3 separate regions of the Mus musculus genome follow, and all the other regions are linked to region 1. The links are chromatin contacts, found by Hi-C or POLR2A ChIA-PET in ENCODE. All regions are on one chromosome and are shown on one strand. The core of a region is the stretch at or near the end of the contact, and the rest is flanking DNA. Distances in the headings are between cores, read along the strand shown.

Region 1 (4,033 bases), core at 1,529-4,028:
GGCTGACAACCATCTGTAATGAGATCTGATGCCCTCTTCTGGAGTGCCTGAAGACAGCTACAGTGTACTTACATATAATAAATAATAACTCTTTTTAAAAAAAGGCGACAGAGGATTTTAAAGGAAAAATGAAACAGTAAAAAAGAAATTAGGAGTGAAGGAGACTGCTGGAGTAGTCATGGAGACTCACCTGGGGAAAGGGTATGAGCAGAGACCTGAATGAAGAGGTGAGCTGTGGAGAAACAGTGTTCTAGTAGAGAACACAGCAAACCTGGGAAGTGTCTGGTAGTCAAGGCCACACAAGCAGAGGCTGCTGGAACCGAGACCCGGACCTAGGCAGATAACTTCAAGCTGACAGTGCTGTGGTCTGGCAGTGAGATGAGCGTCAGGTGTTAGAATGTGGAGGTTAAGAACAGTAACAGTCAGGAGGGAGATGGAGCCAGATTGCGTCTTCCTTTCCAGGCACCTCTTGGGTATGAAGTCATAGTCTCAGAAAGTGCCTAACTTTATGGAGGTGTGTTAACACAAAAAAGCTCCTTTTACTTTTTAGTACTTAATGTTTAAAATATGCATTGGTCATGGTGTCTGTTCACAGCAATAAACACCTAAGATGACAACTATCTGTAGAATGTGTAAAATCACAGGAATATTATGTTTGAAGATAGTAGAGTTATTACTGTTACTAGCATCTGTTACAACTGTTGTTAGCCATCAGAGAATTACAACAGGATTATTTTTTCACTGTGGGCCAGTTACTGTACAGAGAATTTGAAGGTTTTATTCAGGACCCATCACAAGCTTTATGTTCAACAGCCCTACACAGGTGCTTCTTAGCTTAGGAAAGGGTCACATCCTATTCAGCACATCACAAGTGGAAGCATCCTTAGTCTAAAACACACTTAATACAACACAGGGCACTAGGAACATCAGCTTGCCCTTGTGATCCTGTGGCTGAATGGGAAGATGCAGCAGCCCCTTCTGCGGGCCAGCATCCCCAAACTTATCACAGGGTGTATTTTAGCTTGAAAAACAAACAAACAAAAAAAAAAACAAAAAAACCGGGGCTGGCAACATGGCTCAGCGGTTAAGAGCACTGACTGCTCTTCCAAAGGTCCTGAGTTCAAATCCCAGCAACCACATGGTGGCTCACACCATGTGAGAGGGTGAGATCTGACACCCTCTTCTGGTGCATCTGAAGACAGCTACAGTGTACTAATGAATAATAATAAATAAATCTTAAAAAAAATTCAAAATCTGATGAAGTTCCCATCGAATGCAAAAGGCTTTCCCATGATTGCATTATAGAGCAGGATCAGGAAAAACAAAAAACAAACAAACAAACAAAAATAAGCAAGCAAGCCAAAGCCAAGCCAGCTGTCTGGAGACGGGGCTGTCTGTCCAGTGAAGTGTAGATTCCATTCTCTGTGGGTTGACTCTAGTTAAGCTGGACATGGCTATCCTCTCTAGCATCCACTTCTAGAAGAGGCCAGCTTGGGTTCAGGGGAAAACCCACTCTAAGGTTTAGGTGCCAGAACCAACTCTATTGAGGAAAATCGTCTTTCCACACAAGGGTCTGAAGTGGAACTCCAGAGTGGCAGGCGATGGGGAAACGTTTAAAATAGAACAGGCCCTGACAATGGCGGTAGGGGGAGGTCTTTCATAGCTCACCCTTGCCATATGGGTAACTTGTCAGATCACTAAAAACCAGAGACTAGCCGGGCAGTGGTGGTGCACGCCTTTAATCCCAGCACTTGGGAGGCAGAGGCAGGCGGTTCGAGGCCAGCCTGGTCTACAGAGTGAGTTCAAGGACAGCCAGGGCTACACAGAGAAACCTTGTCTCGAAAAAACCAAACAACAAAAAACAAAAAAAGCCAGAGACTGGTAAATTGCTTAATACCTTCTTGCAGAATTTAATATGTACGTGCATTACCCTGTATTTCCCACTTGATGCTCCCAAACCATCCTTGGAAAAACAAAAGCAAAATGCCTTCGCTGAAACCGTTTAATTTCCAGACGTTCAATTATCAAGAGATACTTCAAAATGAAGGCACGGGAGCCCGAGGCAGGGGAATCAACGCGATTTTCAGGCTGGTCTAACAAATGAGATCCTGCTTTTTTTTTTTTTTTTAAAGCAAAAACCACAAAACCTAAATAATTTCCATTCCAATTCCGGGCAGCATCCACCGCCTGGGCCTCGTCCAATTAATACCTTCTTGGCTTCTCTGCGGACCCAAAGAGACGACCCACGGCGAGGGTTGTGGACCGAGTGCAAGCGCCCTTGGTTGCATGTAAGAAACTCCGCCAAGCATTCCCGGAGGCATCAGCTGGCGCAAATACTCCCGCAGCCCACCGAATCCCGTTGGCTTGGGGACTTCAAGAGGACAAGAAGGAAGCAGGCTATGCCAGGGGAGCGGCAGCGGCTCGATAGCTGCAAGGCAAGCCGCCGCCTCACGTGACAGCGAAGAGGAAGTAGGCACGCCCAAAAGCCTGCCGGGAGCGAACCCAAGCCAGGGGGCGGAGGGAGCGAAAAGAATAACAGGAAATGACTTAAGACGCACGTGCTTCGGAGAGGGGTTGGAGCTGGGGCTTCGAGAGGCCGGGCTACCGCCGTACGCCTGCGTAGTTGCGGCGGGCCGAGCTGCCGAGTCACCGAGGTGGGAGGAGCGTGAACGGTGGGCAGGGCGCGAGCCGAGGTTGCGCAGGCGCAGTACAACTCTAGAGGCGCGGGCCACCCTATCGGTGGGGTTTGGATCCGGGTCAGACAGACGCGGCGGACGCGGAGAGACGCTCGGAGCCGACGGGGCCGGATTCCCGGGAGCGCCCCAGCTGCGAGGAGGTGAGTGGCCGGACGGGACGAGGAGGGCCGGGGACGTCGTGTCCGCCAGGCCTCCCACCCGCGGGAGGCGGAGTCCGGCCCTCCCGTCTGGTCGCGGCGTTTCCCTGCGCCGACTGCCCGGCCCGGCCCTCGGCTGCCGCGGCCTGGAGTGCCAAGTTGCGCGGCCTTCGCTTCCCGCCTTCCTGCGTTCCCGCGGTGTCCGGGCCGCGCCGGCCACAGCTTCCCCTTTCGCTCTCCTTGCCGCCCTTTGCCCCTTCCCGCCTTTTCCCGCCCTGCGAGTCGCACTCCTCTCCGCTTGCGTCCTGCGGCTTCTGCGCCGCAGCTTCACTCCTGCCTCCTCTCGGAGTCCGTGGTTGGCCGGGGCGGACAGGGTAAAAGCCGAGACAGCTCCCCGCTTGGGTGTCCCCGGGTTCTGACCTTTTCCCAGCCGACTCCGCTTAACCGTGATAGGCAGAAAGGAACGAACGTGTCGCTTTGCCTGTAGTCCTGTGATTTTGAGGGGTTGAGTGGGTGTGCCCAGAGAGGTGTGGATGTGTTCTCGTCCTAGGGACAGATTGATTCTATCCGGGCCGTTCTGGATAGGGTTGGTTAGTTTGTTGTTGTTGTTTTTCCTTTTCGGGACTCTGTAACTTTGAGAGGTTTGGGGAGATTTCTCCGCTTTAACTTTGTGAGGACGCGTGCAGATCTCATTTTCGTGCTGCTGAAAATGAGAAGTTCGACCGGAAACTTAAGGAGAGCTTAGTTTAAAGCTTCAGAGGTGTAAGCAAGACACTGCACACGGTATTGGTGGAAAGAAACTGGGATGTGATTTGACTTAAAACCACGAAAAGTAACTTCTTATGGGCCTTTTGCAAGTCTGAGGTCTTTGGGCATTCTTTGGAAGTAAGAGCAGTGAAGGGGTAATAGGAGAATTTCCCACAATGTAATGTAAATGAAGATAGGCAATCCACTCACCTGTTGTATAAAGCTGTTGGGTTGATGCTTCCATAATGGAAAGCTAGGAACTGGGAGGAGCATAACAACCCATTTGTAATTGCAAGCATGCTCTGATCTAGCCCCCTAGGTTAAGCCTAGGATACTCTTGCTCTGGCTTAAAGTAATTGAAGAAAAACATGAGCAGTCACAGTGGTGGACGTTTGAAAACAAGTTAGGCGATACTTTATTCTCAGAGTTTTTGGTTTGCAGCCAGATTTTTAT
Region 2 (4,023 bases), core at 1,224-3,723, 330 kb after region 1:
ACCAACACAAGATAGCCACACCCAGGTTCAAGAAGCTGAATACGTAAGTACAGGGTGTTACCAGTCTATTGGCAGCGTGAGCATGGGAGAGCTGATCTGAGGCAATAGCCAAGTCCGACAATTCATATTCTGAGGGTATTCTTTTAAGGTAAGCAAGGTCATATGAGTGCAGACTTATAGAGTCACAAGGGCAAGGTCAAATTAGCACAAGCTCTGCACGTTGTGCGTGCTAGAAAACATTATTCTGAACAATAGGGTAAGGTGATGGGTAATCTAAAGCGAAATCCACTCCTGGTCTTACACCTGGGAGGGGCACATGAGTGGTTCATGAATAAAGCTGTGTGAGATTCCTGGGACCTTGTGAGAAAACTCATGTGTTCCAAAAACAGAAAGAGAATGAGAGAGAAATCACTACCGAGCCGGGCCTGCTAATGAGGCTGAGCCAGAAGCAAGTTCAAATCCAGCCTGGAGGTTTTAGCAAAACTCTGTCTCAGACTCAAAAATGAAAAACATTTGAAGCCATAACTTGTATGGCAGAGTGCTTGCCTAGCTTATGCATGGCAGTGGGTCTGAGTCTCAGTGGCAAATGCACAAAAATAAAATAAAATAAAATAAATAACAGAAGAAAGAGAAATACCCAAATAAAAAGATTAGACTGTGGAAAAACCAACAATAAAATTTTGTAAGACAGACAGAAAATGAAGTAGACTACCTTCTAACAGGTTAAGGAAAGGCTTGGAGATATAGCTCATCAGTGAAGCTCTGGCCCCAGAAGCCAGAGGAGCCAAGCTCAGTCCCTGGAATCCAGGTGAAAAAGCCACGGGACATAGTAGTGCCTGCTTATTATCCCAGAGATGGGAGGTGGAGACGTGCTGGCCAGCCAACCCAGGCTAACCAGTGAGTGCCCTCCTGGTCAGTGAAAGACCCTTCCTCAAGGAGATGAAAAGTGTAGGTAATGCCTGCAATAGTCATCCGACTCCATATGTGTGTGCGAGCATACATGTGCACGCACACACACACATGCAAAATTGTGAGTGCCTGAGCTGGACCCTCAACTCCATGTAGAATGATTAAAAACTGGATTTAGCTCAAGGGATAAGAGGAAGTAACACAGCAAAAACACTATTCAGGAATCAGGGAGAGGAAGTTGCTGGAAGCTCAATGGTTAGAGCATTTGTTGTTCTTCAAGAGGACCCCGGTTCGATTCCCAGCACCCACATGGAGCATCACAACTATCTGTAACTCCAGTCCTACAAGATCCAACACCATCTCTGACCTCTGAGAGCACACTTGGACCACCTACATACACGCAAGCAAAGCAAAACACTCATAAACAAAACAATAAAATAACTCAATAAATAAATAAAAGTAGGTGCTAGAGAAGGGGGTCAGCAGTTAAGAGAACTTGGGGCTCATCCAGAGAAGTCACTTCGGGTTGTTGCAACCTCCTGTAACACCTTCTTCTGGCCTCTGAGGGTGCCACAGATAACACAGCATACACTTACACGGAGACACACATGAATCAAATAAATCTCTAAGGTCAAAAGAGGTGAAACAAGGATGTTATGGGACAAGCGGAGGCTGACCAGTCTATCAAGAGGAAGTCAGGAGGTTGAATTTGAATCGGAAGGACAGTGATTCCCCAAGCGGGTGTAAGAAGCAAGATAAGCCAGAAGGGCAAAGAGGCAGGGGCAGAACCTAGAGTCAAGGAGAGGCACAGAGTAGAAAGGGAAAGAAATCTCAACGACACAAAATGACAAGAGCGGGGAGGTCCAGAAGGCCCTTGAGTCAGAGTTAAGAAACTCTCTCTTCAGCCGGGCAGTGGTGGCGCACGCCTTTAATCCCACACTCGGGAGGCAGAGGCAGGGGGATCTCCAGCCTGGTCTACAGAGTGAGTTCCAGGACAGCCAGGGCTACACAGAGAAACCTTGTCTCAAAAAAACAAAACAAAACAAAACAAACAAACAAACAAACAAAACAATCCAACAAACAAACAAAAAAAAACAAGGTTAAGAAACTCTTCCTTCAGCAGCCCATTCCATCCTTATTTATGGAAGTCCTTGTTTTCTGACTCCTTTGAGAAGCACACATGCATGCAGGAGGCCACGGAGGCCAGAAGAGGGCACCAAGCTTCCCTAGAACTGGTGTAATAGACAATTGTGAGCTATCATGAGGGTTGGATCCGAACCACCATCCTCTGAAAGACCAGCAAGTGCTCTTAACTACTGAGTAATCTCTCCAGCCCTCTGTTGAGGTTTGATCTGTTGCTGTGTATCACAAAGTTAAATTCTGAACCCGAAGGTCCAGGCCTATGAGTGAGTGAGTTCTCCTGGTTACCAGCTTTTGTTGTGCAAACCTTGTTCCTTAAAACTATTGGCTAAGTAAAAATGGCTACAGCCAATTACTGGAGAGATTATAGGTAGGTGGATTTTGAGTTACCTGGCTGAGGGTGGAGACTTGAGAGGGAGAGAAGAGAGACCATGAGGGGAGAGAGAGAAGGCGCCATGAGAGGAGGGGACCCAGGAGAAACAGCAGGTATCTGGGGAACCCCCCGCTGGGGAGGTAGCCAGGCCAGCAGAAAAGCAGATTAGGGGTGACCCCCAGTAATTGTCAAAGCCGAATAAAATAACCATATTCTAAGTCTCATTTATGTGTGAGTTAGTTGGGGATAAGCTTACGTTAGTTGTACTACAGTCTTCCAAAATGTCTTTATAAAATCCTGACTCAGCTTCATAAATAATAGTAATAAAACCAGGTTTAAAATGCAGAGATTTGAGGATTTAGCTGGGTAGTAGAGTCTGGCAAGTGTAAGAGCTCGGGTTCGGTCTCCAGCACTAAAGGGAAGAGAGGGAGGGAGGGTGGATTAAAAGAAAGCTTCACCTGATCCAGAAAGGATAAAATAGTAACTTGAAATTCTGGTAAACCGAGGACCAGAGAAAGGTCTCAGTGGCTAAGAGTACTTGCTCTTCTGGCCGATGACCCAAGTTCAGTTCCCAGCACCTGCATGGTGGCCTACAGCTATCAACAACTCCAGTTCCAGCAGATCCAGAGCCCTCTTCCAGCCTCTACACACACACACACACACACACACACACACACACACACACACACAGAGCGCACTTGCACCCATGCAGGAAAAACACTCATACACAAAATAAAAAGCCAATTAGTAATTACAAATGGATACTTCAATTTGTAATTACTACGCAACTGGAAAATGTAGAGGCTGAGGAAGGGGTGGAAATATTTCTTTAACACTGTGTACTTAAAATAAGGAATGATACCCAGCATGCTGCGTGCTTGGAAACTGTAGCACGTGTGGACTGCAGCATGAGGATTTTTTTTTTAAGATTTATTTATTTTATGCATGTGAGTACACTGTAGCTGTACTGATGGTTGTGAGCCATCATGTGGTTTCTAGGAACGAAGATTGCTTGCTTTGCTTGGCCCCAGTCGCTCTGGCCCTGCTTCACTCCAGCCCAAAGATTTATCATAATAAATAAGTATGCCGGGCAGTGGTGGCGCACGCCTTTGAACCCAGTACTTGGGAGGCAGAGGCGGGCAGATTTCTGAGTTCGAGGCCAGCCTGGTCTACAGAGTGAGTTCCAGGACAACCAGAGCTACAGGGGAGGGGGGGGGGAGAGAAGAAGAGGATATAGCCTAGTTGACAGATAACTTGCCACAAATGCATGAGGCCCTGGACTTTGTCCCCAGCACCATCTAAACTAGATACGGAGACCCGCGTCTATAATCCCAGTTTATAAGGTGTGATTATATCCTCAGCCACATATCAAGGTCAAGGCCAACCTGTGCTACATGAGACCTTGCATCAAAAGAGAGAAGGGAGGGGGAAAGTAGAGGGACAAAAAAAGAAAAGGAGTCAGGAAGGCTCATGGGGTAGAAGTGCTTGCTGCCAAGCCTGATAACCTGGATTTGATCCTTCCTACAAGTCTTTCTCCGACTTCTAAGTGTACCCCCAATGTCACTCCTTACAAATAAACACATGATGTAAAAAAGATGTTT
Region 3 (3,875 bases), core at 506-3,005, 400 kb after region 1:
AAAAAAGAAATATATATATATATATAAACTATTTTTGGTCCATTTGAAACTACTCTGATGCTCATATTGGGTACCATTGTTTTTTACCTAAATTACTAGGCGACTGCACAATTCCAATCCATGTTTTAAGAGCTGATAGGAGAGACCTTCAATATACTGTTTCTTCTGAGACAATCTCCTATAATCTAGGTTCGCCTCTAATGCACTGTGCAGTGGAGGACGGCCTTGAACTCTTTAATGTCTTGCCTTAGTTTCCTGGGTGCTGGGATTACAGGCACATTGCCGCCATGCCGCTGCCTCTCAAATGACTTTTTTTTTTTTTTCCCTGTTCTGAGGACCAGGCAGACACCCAGGGTCTCATGCAGGCAGTCTATTAACTAAGCTGCAGCCTTAACCCCTTCAATGAAATTGAAAACATTTTGTCATGTTGACTTCACATGACACGGCTATTTTTTTGCTTGTTTTCTTTCTTTTTTTTTTTTAAAGATTTATTTATTTATTATATGTAAATACACTGTAGCTGTCTTCAGACACACCAGAAGAGGGAGTCAGATCTTGTTACGGATGGTTGTGAGCCACCATGTGGTTGCTGGGATTTGAACTCTGGACCTTCGGAAGAGCAGTCAGGTGCTCTTACCCACTGAGCCATCTCACCAGCCGGTTTTCTTTCTTTCTTTGTTTATTTATTTATGGTTTTTCGAGACAGTGTTCCTCCTGTGTAGCACTGTCACTCTCTCTGTAGACCAAGCTGGGGTTAAAGGTGTGTGCCATCACAGCCGGCTAACAGAGCTGTACTTGAACATGCTTGTTTTCATTTTGTGTACCTACAATGCTGTACTCTGCCTTCTCCAGTTTCCTGATTAGAACGTCACAACGATCATGTTAGTGATATTGACCTATTACTACACGGTGCCACAAAGAACCCAAACATCACAGTACTGAGATTTATATTTTTCTGCTTTTGAGACGTATTTGGGGTGGGAGCAGATTTCTGGGAAAAGTGAATACCCTTCTCTGAGTACTGAATTGCTCTTAACGGAAGAATACACTTCGAGGTAACAGTTTACTGTAGTTTAACCCCACCACCTCCTTCTGAAGGAGCAGTAGATCTGGGGTCCTGTCCTATTAGAATTAGAAATGAGTTTCCCTAAGAATAGGATAAGGTTTAAAAATCGGTAATAATAAGAATATTGAAACAATATTTGGGTAGCACTGCCCAACCATTCTCTTATTTTTTCTTCAATAATCTAACATGGTATACTAAATTTTGCCAAAGTGACGAAAAACACCAAGCGTGGTTGCAACGATAGCTGAGTCTGATTTGATGGCTCCCCATCCTAGGTTTTTTCATATTCTACAGGACTACGACAAATCCGCGCAGTCCGAGGAGCTAGAAATTCTACATCATCGCCAGGACCAGTTCCCAGCCCACTTCCGCGTCCTCAGTTTACCTCTGCCGACCTCGGGATTCCCACAAGGCTGGCCTAGGGGTCTCCAGAGCGGCATGGCGAGGCCGTCATCGTCTCCAGCCAGACCAACGACCTGGCGGCCCGCACAACCCGACCTCTCCTTACCTGAGGCCAGAGGCCGCCAGGTATCCAAGGCCGCGCGCCGAGAAGGCGTGGCTCCGGGCCCCGAGTGACTTCCGTCGTGGCGTGATGACGACAGCGCGACAGACGTGCTGTGTCTGGTGGCTGCGGACGCTGGGGGCTGTTGGGTAGGGGTTCGGGGCTAGCGCTGGGCTGGCCCGTTTCCCGGTAAAGACTGTATCCAAACTGAAGGAGTCACTTTTTAATAGGGAACCTATATTGTTCATTTGCTAGCAACTGCTATTAAAGACCAATAAGATGGTAGGTCCCCAGGCCGGGAATTCCGGCCTGCCTATGGGCGGGGACTGCTGCGGCAAGCCACGCCCCGGCCTGGCCTGGACGCAGGTTCCGGGCAGGCTCTTGCCGGGTAGCGATCAGGAGACCTAAAATGCCAGGTCTTACCAAAATTTAGAAGTAGAAGCTGGGGTAGGGAGTGGTGACGCGCCGGAGATGTAGTACTATTGTGGAGCTGGGGAAGCGTTTCGGGAAGAGGTACTGGCTTGGGCCAACGGTTGCCATGGAAACGGGAAACACGCTTGCTTCCGCAGAGGCTTCACTGAGAGAGGGCTGTCTGTGGCTTTGTAGTCAAAGCCTCTGCAGCCTCAAAACTTGGAGCAGGCACATGTAGGAAGCTCAGCAGTTTTTATTTTCATCTATGTCTTAATACAGAGCAGTATGCGTTAAGGATATTAAAATACACAAGTTTTAAGGCACTTTTCACGACTGTGGTTATGACGATTTTAGAAAGTGGGAAAGAGTGTGAAAGAGAACGATCTCTTCTCTCCCACTGAAGATCAAATCCAGAGCCTTCCACATCGTGAGCTGTACCATTGAGTTAAGTCTCAGCCAGGAAACTTTTCTAGTGGAGTGCTGCAGAATTGAATAGAGTGTGCAATTAAGGATGCAAATGATCAAGTGTGCAATTAAGGATGCAAATGATCAGGATCTGGACTTGGGCAAGTCACGGGATCATTCGGTACTGTAAGTGTACTAGAAGTGCCAGGACACCAGACCGGGAGCAGCTCCTGGAGCAGTTCTCTCACTGTACCAAGTTGCAGAAGGAGCTTGAGGGTTTTAGAGTCAGCTGCTCCGAAGTCCGGTGTCTGAGAAATGACTTGTATCTGGTGAACTTGAACATGCTGCTTAATTGGAGCATTTTCTACGTGTAAATTGAGGATAGATTCTAAAGGTTTATTATGAGGATTATGGATTGAATTGAGATGGCTCAGCAGGTAAAAAGGCTGAGCCTGACATCCTGAGTTAAATCCCCGAGTCCCACATAATCGAAGTAGAGAACCGATTTCTGTAAATTGTCCTCTTGACCTCTACAAGTATTCTGTGGCATGTTTATGCGCGCGCGCACACACACACATACAAATATGAATCTCAATCTCTCTCTCTCTCTCTCTCTCTCTCTCTCTCTCTCTCTCTCTCTCTTGCTCTGTTTGTTTTTTTTCAAGACAGGGTTTCTCTGTGTAGCCCTGGCTGTCCTGGAACTCACTTTGTAGACCACGCTGGCCTCAGACTCAGAAATCTGCCTACCTCTGCCTCCCAAGTGCTGGGAGGTGTGCGCCACCATCGCCTGGCCAAATACGAATTTCAAAAGGATATATTTTAGAACACTATGTATACAGTGTTCTGCCTACATGTATGACTGCACACCAGAAGAGGGTACCAGACCTCATTATATATTGTTATGACCTACCATGTGGTTACTGGGAATTGAACGCAGGATCTCTGGAAGAGCAGCCAGTGCTCTTAACCTCTGAGCCATCTCTTCAGCCCCCATCAATACAAATTTTGAAATGGGATATTCATATATATATATATATATATATGTATATATATATATATATATATATATGTCAGTTTCATAGTATACTTGTTCATTTTCTATCTTGGTGAAGCATTCTGTGACTTTACAATCTTAGAACAGCTGATTGTGGACTTCTGGCAGCATGTTCAGGTTTCGGACAGTCACCCTCCTGTAAGAGGGAAGATTTGTCCTCTCCTTGTGTCTCACCTCTAGCAGTTAACCCACACTAGGAAAGATAAGAACCAGTTTCTTTCCGTATCAAAGCTTAATAGTAATTCTTGACTGAGCTTTGATCTCCAATAGAACAGTGTTGCAGGTGTTCTCTTTGGTTTTTAATGTGTCCCAGCCCTGAGCCCTGCCTCCCCTCTTCATTCCTAGGGCAAGGGACAAAGGGGACAAAACTGAGAGGAAAGGAGTGGGACCAAATATAGAGGGAAAGTCAGTAAAAATCACCAGCATACACTGATTCA

What was found. Hi-C counts contacts between places; a loop is a spot of excess contacts on that map. ChIA-PET counts read pairs that join two places held with the same protein, here RNA polymerase II (POLR2A).
Region 2: a map of CH12.LX shows a loop between it and region 1 (2.9-fold over the local background). The contact joins the promoter of Gtsf1l here to the promoter of Oser1 in region 1. A Hi-C loop is called at or near these places in 2 of 37 maps with a recorded cell type or tissue (CH12.LX and Patski). POLR2A ChIA-PET finds 5 or more read pairs at or near these places in 2 of 5 experiments (both embryonic stem cell).
Region 3: a map of v-Abl transformed pro-B cells shows a loop between it and region 1 (2.5-fold over the local background). The contact joins the promoter of Ift52 here to the promoter of Oser1 in region 1. A Hi-C loop is called at or near these places in 1 of 37 maps with a recorded cell type or tissue (v-Abl transformed pro-B cells). POLR2A ChIA-PET finds 5 or more read pairs at or near these places in 1 of 5 experiments (Patski).

What each region holds. Positions count from the first base shown.
Region 1 is chr2:163,418,215-163,422,247 of GRCm38, reverse strand. Oser1 (oxidative stress responsive serine rich 1) reads left to right here and starts at 2,778. Exons shown (of 4, transcript NM_025699.2): 1 at 2,778-2,836. It overlaps 2900093K20Rik (RIKEN cDNA 2900093K20 gene), which reads right to left and starts at 2,477. Exons shown (of 1, transcript NR_151490.1): 1 at 1,887-2,477.
Region 2 is chr2:163,088,051-163,092,073 of GRCm38, reverse strand. It overlaps Gtsf1l (gametocyte specific factor 1-like), which reads left to right and starts at 2,473. Exons shown (of 2, transcript NM_026630.2): 1 at 2,473-2,535.
Region 3 is chr2:163,015,233-163,019,107 of GRCm38, reverse strand. It overlaps Ift52 (intraflagellar transport 52), which reads right to left and starts at 1,755. Exons shown (of 13, transcript NM_172150.5): 1 at 1,575-1,755.